2 separate regions of the Homo sapiens genome follow, and region 2 is linked to region 1. Evidence: read pairs that join two places in POLR2A ChIA-PET (ENCODE). Cell type or tissue: Panc1. All regions are shown on one strand. Each heading gives the region's core, and the rest is flanking DNA. Links, peaks and the distances in the headings are about the cores only. Region 1 has its middle 3.2 kb from the start of SLC22A8. Region 2 holds the start of CHRM1 (cholinergic receptor muscarinic 1).

Region 1 (4,379 bases), core at 191-4,190:
ATTAAGTGACCTCCTCACCATCCCCCAGCCAGGAAGCACAGGGCAGGGGCAGGGTGGCCCTAAGCCTATTCCCTCCCTTAGAACCAACATTCTCTACGAAGCCTATGGGGGCACTGTACTATTAATATATTGCCTCTCCCTTAAAGAGCCACCTAGAGGTCTGGGCGGGGTGGCTCAAGCCTGTAATCCCAGCAGTCTGGGAGGCCAAGGTGGGTGGGTCACGAGGTCAGGAGTTCCAGACCAGCCTGGCCAATATGGTGAAACCCCATCTCTACTAAAAATACAAAAATTAGCCAGGCATGTGGCACGCGCCTATAGTCCCAGCTACTTGGGAAGCTGAGGCAGGAGAATCACTGGAACCCAGGAGGCAGAGGTTGCAGTGAGCCAAGATCGTGCCACTGCACTCCAGCCTCGGTGACAGAGCAAGACTACGTCTCAAAAAAAAAAAAAAAAAAGTCACCTAGGCTGGTCTTCAACATCACTCCTGCCTGCCTTTACCTCTCTGTTCCTACCTCCAGAAACCCCTGGGAGCTGCCCCTTCCCACCTGCTCTAGGGGCTAGGGAGGGGCCCCTTTAGGGCTCCCCTTCTTGGTTGGGGAGGGCTTTCCATTCTCCTCCTGGGCCCCCCTCTCCACCAAGGCAGTATCCAGCCCCCAGGGTCCAGACTGAGCTTCCCTCCTACCGCAGGGCAGGGTCAGCTGGTCAACCTGGGTCCAGCCCTGCCCCTCGGCTTCCCACCTGGGCCCAGCAGTTATTGATGTTCTCAGAGTGGCCTGAGGCAGGGCGAGATCTGGAGTCATCAAAGGAAGATTAAATTATGCTCCAAGGCAGCCAAGGGGTTGTTTTAGGAAGATTTTCGACTGTGAGGCTTGCAGTGAGCTGGGCTGCCGCCCTGAGCTCCCCCTGTTCTGGGCATTTGGCCTCTTGGAGATTTTCTGGTTCCTAATTGGCTTGGGTTATCCATCTGTTCCTGTCCTAGTGGAATGTTGTTTAAAGGAGCCTGGTGACTCCCCGCTGAGGCTGCTGGAGTTAAGCCAGAGTATACATATCTGAACTGCCCAGCCAGGGGCAGCTGCATCCGGGCAGCGCCCCCCAACCCCTAATGGATGTGATTGGATTAGTGATATCAGGAATTGTGTGATGCACTTGTTATATGACCTTGGACAAATCACTCTCTCTGTGCCTCTTGTTTCTCTTCATTAGTTAAGTGGCTTTTTAAAAAAAAGCACCAGAAACCTTTTATTCAAACAATATATTGGGTTCATAAGATCAATGTATAAAGCAGACAATAGAGGTGCTCTGGCTAAAGTGGGGACTGTGGGTGTGGGGGGATGCTTCAGCTAAAGTGGGAGAGAAAGTGACCAGAAGAGCCCTGCCTCCGTCACGCTACCTCTCCCTCCGTCACCCTACCTCTCCCTCCGTCACCCTTCCTCTCCCATCCCACACGCTTCATCCTTCCCTTTGGGATTCTCTGCCCCAGGCAGTCCCTCCCCAAGTCAAATCCACCTTATTGGGGGATCTATCACTTTTTACATGCTGTGATCCTAAATTCAATATGTTCAAATTAACTTTTTTTTTTTAAAGACACTATAAATTTGGGAAATCTTACATGCTAGATGCATTTTTAATTTGGGATATGGAAATAGATTTTCTTTCTCTTTTTCTCCTTCCCTCTCTCCCCACTCCCACCCTTCCTCCTCCCACCTTCTCTCTTTTCATCTTTTCTCTGAACTCTTCCAGGGGCTCCTTTAAGCTGACCTGGGTTCAGTCTCCCCTGTTCTCTGCTGGGTCCTGGCATGGACCTGTGTTTTGAGCTGGAAGGGCCTATGAAATCATCTAGTCCGACATTCTCATCTTATCTATGGGAAACTGAGGTGCAGGGAGGGGAGCAGCACTGGCCTGATTCCCCGCTTCCCTGGCACCTCCACACAGTGGACACTCTTTGAAGTCTTAAATTCACTCAGGCAGGGGAGGAGCTATGACAAGTCTTATCTTCAGAAGCAGTAGGTGAGTCTGGGCATTCTGGACAATTCCAGGTGGCCTCATGGAACTTTCTGTGGGCCATCAACCCTCCTAGCTGCTCACTCATTTGTCTGTCCATCTGCCCATTCATCTGTCCATCCGTTCATTCATCCATCCATCCCTCCCTCCATCCAATGTGCGCCATGGGCTTGTATATCTGAGGCCCCGTTCTAGGAGCTATGGTGCCTGCCCTACCCTCCAGCCTCAGAGGAGGCAGCCACCCAGAAACAATCACAGCATGAAGGAGATGACCTCAATGTCATGGGAGAAGTCCATACATTCCAGGGGTCAAAGGAGAGGGTAATAATGACCAGGTTTGGGGAATGGGATCAGGGTGGGCTGCCTGGAGAAGGTGGCCTTTACACTGAACTTGGATGTGGAGGGTGGGGATCAAAAGATAAAACCGGAGAGGGACCTGCCAACCCAGGGATGTGAGTGTAAGGTGTGTTGGGGGGAAATGGGAGGTAAAATGGATGAAGCAGCTTGGGCAGAATTTCTCTTCCATCCAGGGTGGTGGCCTTGGTCTCAGGGGCTGGGACATCTCTGCGATAGTCTCAGAGGGGCCGATAATCCCCTGGGCTTCTCTGTCCTCCTGGGGGTGGGAGTGGGGAAGCTCCTGAGGCTTGTGACCCGTGAGGCTCCAGGGGCTCACCGAGTCACACTCAGTGGTGCCTAGCCTTACTTTGGGCAGATTCTGGGTCTCTCACCCATCATGAAACTTCCATGGGGCCATTTGTGCCCCTGCTCCTGCTGTGGCTGCTGCCTGCTGGCTGCCCACTCACCACCCTCTCCAGGGTGGTTCCAGGCAGTTCTGCAGCACGTGTGGGCCCCTGTCCTGCTCCCCAGACTGCAGTCCCTGGCAGGGATGGCGAGACATTCCGTAAATTCCCAAGGGCCAGGAGCTATTCCTCTCTGGTGGCTGACTGGGGGCCTCTCAGCCCGTGGCTTCGTCAGTGACTTATTAGGGACTCCAGATTCAGCCCCTGTGCTTGGGTGGTTCTAACAGATTTGGTGGCCTCTGTATGGTGGTTTCAGGCTTGACCTGCCATGGGATGTCCTCTGCCCTCAAACCCCAATCTCTCTCTCCCTTCACAGGCTGATTCTAAAGTTTCCTTTATGGGAGTGAGGCAGTTCAGGGAATGAGGATTCTGCAGGCCTGAATTTTTTTCTTTTTTTGAGGGGGAGTCTTGCTCTTGTTGCCCAGGCTGGAGTGCAATGGCTCAATCTCCGCTCACCACAACCTCCGTCTCCCAGGTTCCAGTGATTCTCCTGCCTCAGCCTCCCGAGTAGCTAGGATTACAGGCATGCGCCACCATGCCCAGCTAATTTTGTATTTTTAGTAGAGACGGGGGTTTCTCCATGTTGGTCAGGCTGGTCTCGAACTCCTGACCTCAGGTGATCCACCTGCCTTGGCCTCCCAGAGTGCTGGGATTACAGGCATGAGCCACCGTGCCCAGCTGCACAAGCCTGAATTTGAATCTCGACTCTACGTCTTGTTAGCTGCGTAGTGATGCCCGCCTAAGCCTCAGTTTCATCACTTGTAACTGCAAAACGGGGAATAAAACCTACCTATGGGATTGTTGGGGTTTTAAATAAAAGTGTATAAAGCCTGAGCCCAGTGTTGGGCACACAGTATTTAATTACAGGGTCAGCCCTGAGGGCACAGGCCTCAGCAAGGCCCGACACTCCCAGAAGAGGAGGAGGAAGAGAGGCCAGAACAGGAGGAGTGTTCTCCAGCTCCTGGGGCACGGGCCGAAAGCCCTTCCATGTGGGTGGGCTTCTTGAGGCCCTCCCTGGGCCCTTGGAGGCAGCCCTGGCCCAACTAATTCTGGTCAAGCCCATCATGTTGCCAGGCAGCCTGGGTCTCAGCTGCCACCCTAAGTGGCACAGTGCAGGGACACAGGACGCTCTGAGGGCTGTGCTCCAGCTGCCAGGGCAAGGCTAGGAAATGTCCTCATGGGCAGCTCTGAAGGCACGGTCGGGAGAGTCGCCCCCTTCTGGTGTGCACCGGAACGGCACCTGTTTCCTCAGGAGGGTGTGGCTGCATTTTGGAGCCCTCGCGCCACCTGGCAAAGAACCCAGCGCAGGGAACGGATTATGTGGATCCCGGAGCTTCCTCACACCAGACACCTGCCTAAGAACTGGAGGGCGGGACCCCAGGCTGACGCTCCTTAGCAGCAGGCGGAGGGGACACATGCCACTGTCCCCATGTCCCAGCACGGCTTTCTGTTCATCCGATGTCTTAAGCCAGGGTTGGCCAACTCAACTCACGGGGCCAGGTGATGTGGCCAAGTGAGGTGGGCCAAGTGCCAGCGAAAGGGAGCGCGGGGCCACGGGGAGTTGCAGAGCGCATGTCC
Region 2 (4,379 bases), core at 167-4,166, 98 kb before region 1:
CTTCTCCCTTGAGCTCCCACATCTCATCTGCCAGGTCCCTGCTTCCCTGAGTGAGGCCCTGCCTGGCTGGAGAGCATAGGAGAAAAACAGCCAAGAGCATCCTTGTCTGTAAAGTGGACCAAGGAAACCCTGCCTCACCCGGCTGCAGGGAAGCTAAGTGAGGTGCCAGGACAGACATGGACGTGCCAAAGCATTTGTCACTGGGGAGAGGAGAATGTTAGCCTGGGCTCAAAGGGTTAAGGGATGAGGTCAGAGCCTTTATTACAGCAGGCCAGACTGTTGACTCCCAGCGCCCAGGACCAATCCCTAGGGGCTGGGGATCTGGCTTGTGAGAGCAACTGGGAGTGGAGAGAACCACTGGGGGAGGCAGGGAAAGGGAAATGGGGAGAGGGATTCCTGAACACCAGGCTTTTCTGAACGTACCGCTGGCCAAAGAGTACAGAAGGGGAGGGAGGGAATGAGGGGATGCTGGGGAAGATATTTAGGAGGGAGGAGCGGAGCCATCTTGTGATTCTGGGCCTGGAAGCTGGTAGAGTCCTGGTTAGGAAGAGGGGATAACATTGGGGAGTGGGAGGTATGTGGAGGGGGCTGTGGGGTTGGGCACCTGAGGCCTCACATATGCAATGAGGAGGGCGCTCCTTCTGGCCAGGTCTACTCACTGATCCCTTCTGCTAGGGCCTGACCCCAGAAGCCAGCCCATACGAGGCAGCTCTCCCCTCGGGGTTAACTTTTCTTTGACAGCAGCTCTTGACCCATTAAGGTGCACAAAACTTCCACCCCTGATGTCTGGCTTTGAGAATGAGGGAGTAAACAGAATTTATCACATTTTTAAGGCTCAACAGTTGCCATTGGGAGGGCCAACTAGTCTTGTGGAGGGCAGCAGCCATCAGTTAAATGCTACATGAAACACACTGCTTAGCTGGAAGAGAAGCATCAGCCCTAGAATCACTGCCAAATTTGCTCACCCATGATGGATCTTAAGCAGTTGCCTGACTTTGGCCAGACCATGACAGAGCCTGGGCATGAGCAGCTGGACCCTAGACCTCACTCTGCCAGTGTGGCATCAGAGGTTCTGGGTCCCTCATCCTCCTCTCCGCAAGCCCCCTGCTCCTGGCTCCTTGCACTCTCCTCCTCATTTCCTTTCTTCTCTCTCCCTCCCTCCTCCATCCTTGTAGGCATCACCATGGCACCACAGCAGAGCAGAAACCCAGCGCAATTCACCCACCTCTCCCCGCCTGCTGGGAGCCCAAGCTTCTGCGTCTCAGAGCTTACTGCGCCCCCTGCTCTCCCACCCCATCTTCCTGCTCATGGAGGCGGCAGCGCAGTGTTGTGCTGAGGATGCGGAGAAGGGGTCCGAGCCCCAGCTGGATCCCTACATATCCCTTCTCCGACCATGAGCATGTCCCTTTCCCTTTCTCAGCCTCAGTCCCTCCATACAATAGAAAGCCTCCTTTCTAGGTCTGACATGACCTCTGGTTAGCCCCTTCTTGACACTTTGGACTCCCCATTACACTTCAGAATCCAGTTCTCAGAACTCCAACCGCCAGCTGTCAGCTGCGAGCCAAGACCCACATCTTCTGCAGCCCATTTCACTATCTCCTTCCCTTTCATATCTCAGCCGCGATAGCGACTGCAGCTTGCCTGGTGGCTGAGGTCAGAGGGCAGAGAACTCTCATCTGACAGCCCACTGAACAGCTGATTACCCTGAGAAAGGAGACTGTCTGGCTACTGGAGACTGCCTGACTCCTTCCAGCCAGTTGGGCAGGGGTCTTGGGTCAGTCTGGGTGGAGCTGCAGGTGTGTTTTGTGCAAAGATGTGAACCCCTCTCCATTGGCTCTGATAACCTCTAAGCTGCACATGTCTGGATGACCTAATGAGAGCTGACGACCCCCTCCCCAGCTGGCCTGCCCAGGAGCTGACAACTCTACAAGCATCAGAGTTCCTGGCCCCTAGCCCATCCCCATGTTGTGCAGTCTGCGGGCACTGGGGTGAGTACCTGGCGTGGGTGCCCATTGGTATCCATGCATTGCCTGGATATAGGACTGAGACCCACCCTGCGGGAGCCCAAGATACTAGAAACATAAGGAGGGTCCTCTGGGCCCCTGCGCACGTCAGGGCCACCTTCCCTGGCTAGTGTGGCCACCCACATGCCCATTTGTCCCCAAAGAGCCCTGGGGCTCTTTGCCTGGTCTCCTGCTGGCTTCTGGCCTGACACCCACCTTGGCTTCTAGCTTCTCTATCTGGCCAGCAGCCTGATTCAGTCCATCTTGGGGGAGCTGAGGTGGACGGGGGTGGTGGGTTTCAGGGTGCCCTGAGGGAGGACAGGAGGTTCTGGGACTGGCACCCCCATCAAGATGGGGGTCAACCTCCCACAGGATGCTGGTGGCAAGGGCTGCTTCCTGGCCCTTTGCCCTTCCCACTCTGCCCCTAGGGTGTTGGGGGTTCTGCTTGCTACCAGGCAGCCTAATCCCTTCTGGGCCTCAGGTCCAGTTTCCTGAGGGGGATCTCCATCTCCTCTGCCAGCAGAAGCCCAGAAAAACATCAGCTATATCCACTCAAAGCCAGGAGGCCGAGTGTTTGGAGCAGTCAGTGTTCAATGCTACAGAGCCCCCTTGCCCTCTAGACCCCTCCCTGGCCTCCTCCTATCTCTGTGAGTCCATCCCTATTTCCATCTCATCCTGATCCCTGCCCTCCCCCGCTCCCCAGGACCCTCCTACCCTCTACCTTAGTGCAGCCCCTCCCAAGCCCTCCCAAATGTACTCACCACGGGGCTGAAGAGGGGTCTGTAGGGTCCTCAGCCCCACTGCCTCCCTGGGGGCCTGCGGCGTCTCCAGGGACCCAAACACCTGGCTCCCAGGGGGAGCTGCGCCCTGTGCTGGCAGCGGGAGAGGCACAGCCAGTGATTGGCATGTCCCACCCCCTGGCACGCCAGCCTTAGCGGGGAGGGAGAAAGGGAAAGAGAGGGAGGGAGGAAAGGGAGAAAAGGAAGGGAGGGGAGCTGGAGGGAAGCCTCAGGCAGCGTCTGGGGTTGGACTAGGTTCTGGAGTGTGCCCCCCTCCTTCACCAGGGCACCCAATTTGAGCCCCAAGAGGGAGGAGAAAGGACATGAGGAAGGCGAGCCCAGGAAGGCTAAAAGTCCCGGACGGGAGAGAAGGCGGATACAGGGAGACAAACACCCACACCCACTGCACAGACCCGGCGGCACACACACCCTCACAAAGGCACACTGTTTCCTTGGGCTCCTCCCCCCACCCAACCTTAGAGCCCCCAGCCCCTGTGCACCATGCCCCAACACACATGCCCTGGTATTCACATGCCTGCTTCCCTCGCACACACGCCCTCCCCCCTGCACATGCCCACGCACCCACCCACCCAACTACACACCCTGCTCTTCCTCCCTGCTGTGAGAGAGCTAGATTCCTTCTGTTTGGAAATGACACATTGGGCCTCACGTGAGAGGCTCCAACTTGGAACAGACCCAGAGGGCTGGCGCACCCGCCCGGGGGCTGAGTGAACGTGCCCGCATGCTGGGCTGTGTGCGCTAGCATTGGGCTATGCATAGCCTGTTGTGAGGGTATATGGGTGTCTGCTTTTCGGGGATGAGTAGAGGGCCAGGTGCCTGCCCCATGTGCGGCTGAGTGCCTTGCATATGTGTGTCCCTGTGTACTCATGTCACCATGCAGCCTGTGTAAGTGCAGGTGTGACCCTATCAGTCTGGAGGCAGGACGCGTGTGCACACGTGTGTCTGTATCTGATGTGTGGCTGAGTGTTGCCCAACTGTGGAACTTGCTAATTCTGACAAGTGAGGCAGCCTCTACCTGCCTGCTCCACCCCAAGCTTCCACTTGGAAGACAGACAGGCAGACAGACAGCTCTCCTCCCAGCTTGTCAAGCTCTGTCTCCCCTGACTCCCACTCAGGGCTCACAGGTGTGTACCTGGGAGGAGATGAGCCCTCCTCCCAATCTCCCTCAGCCCTACTGGGTGAGGCCAGCATCCCTCCCTGCCAGGCTGGTCTGGACTTCTGTGTTGAGCTTCCTCAGAGATAGAACCCCTGGGGGGCCGTTTGCCCTAGAGATGTGGGTCCTGCACCGCCTCTGTTTGGCCCTAGAGACCTCCCCGGGAGCTGACTGGGGAGGAGAGTTGGAGGCTGCAGGGACTGCCTTCTGGGGCTGCTGTGTTCTTTGCCCACTGGGCTGTGTCGAAGTCTTGGGGTGAGAGGTGGGAAGGAATGGGAGCATCAATTATCCCCATTTTGTAGGTGAGAAATCTGAAGAGCAGAGGTATGATTAGCATGTGGTGGGCAGGTGTTTGGGCTCAGGTCACTTGGCTCTAAGCCCAGGGCTCTGGAGTCTGGGGCAGGGGTTTCCCCTACTCATTTC

What was found. Peaks named below come from ENCODE experiments on the same cell type or tissue, not always from the same donor. Only the 100,000 strongest peaks of a DNase experiment are listed, where the experiment ranks them.
Region 2: POLR2A ChIA-PET joins it to region 1 with 8 read pairs; 5 of 35 experiments call an interaction of 5 or more read pairs at or near these places.

What each region holds. Positions count from the first base shown.
Region 1 is chr11:63,016,802-63,021,180 of GRCh38, forward strand. No RefSeq gene overlaps it. Among named protein-coding and RNA genes, the nearest start is that of SLC22A8, 3.2 kb to the left of the region's middle. RefSeq lists enhancers at 590-1,089, 3,480-4,061 and a silencer at 3,827-4,013. In Panc1, for the core only: a CTCF peak has its summit at 4,019 (motif pointing left); no DNase peak of the experiment used is centred there.
Region 2 is chr11:62,918,454-62,922,832 of GRCh38, forward strand. CHRM1 (cholinergic receptor muscarinic 1) reads right to left here and starts at 2,910. Exons shown (of 2, transcript NM_000738.3): 1 at 2,765-2,910. LOC105369333 (a long non-coding RNA gene) reads left to right here and starts at 1,707. Exons shown (of 5, transcript XR_002957251.2): 1 at 1,707-1,988. RefSeq lists an enhancer at 3,234-3,768. In Panc1, for the core only: no CTCF peak of the experiment used is centred there; no DNase peak of the experiment used is centred there; H3K4me3 peaks cover 400 bases; H3K27me3 peaks cover 195 bases.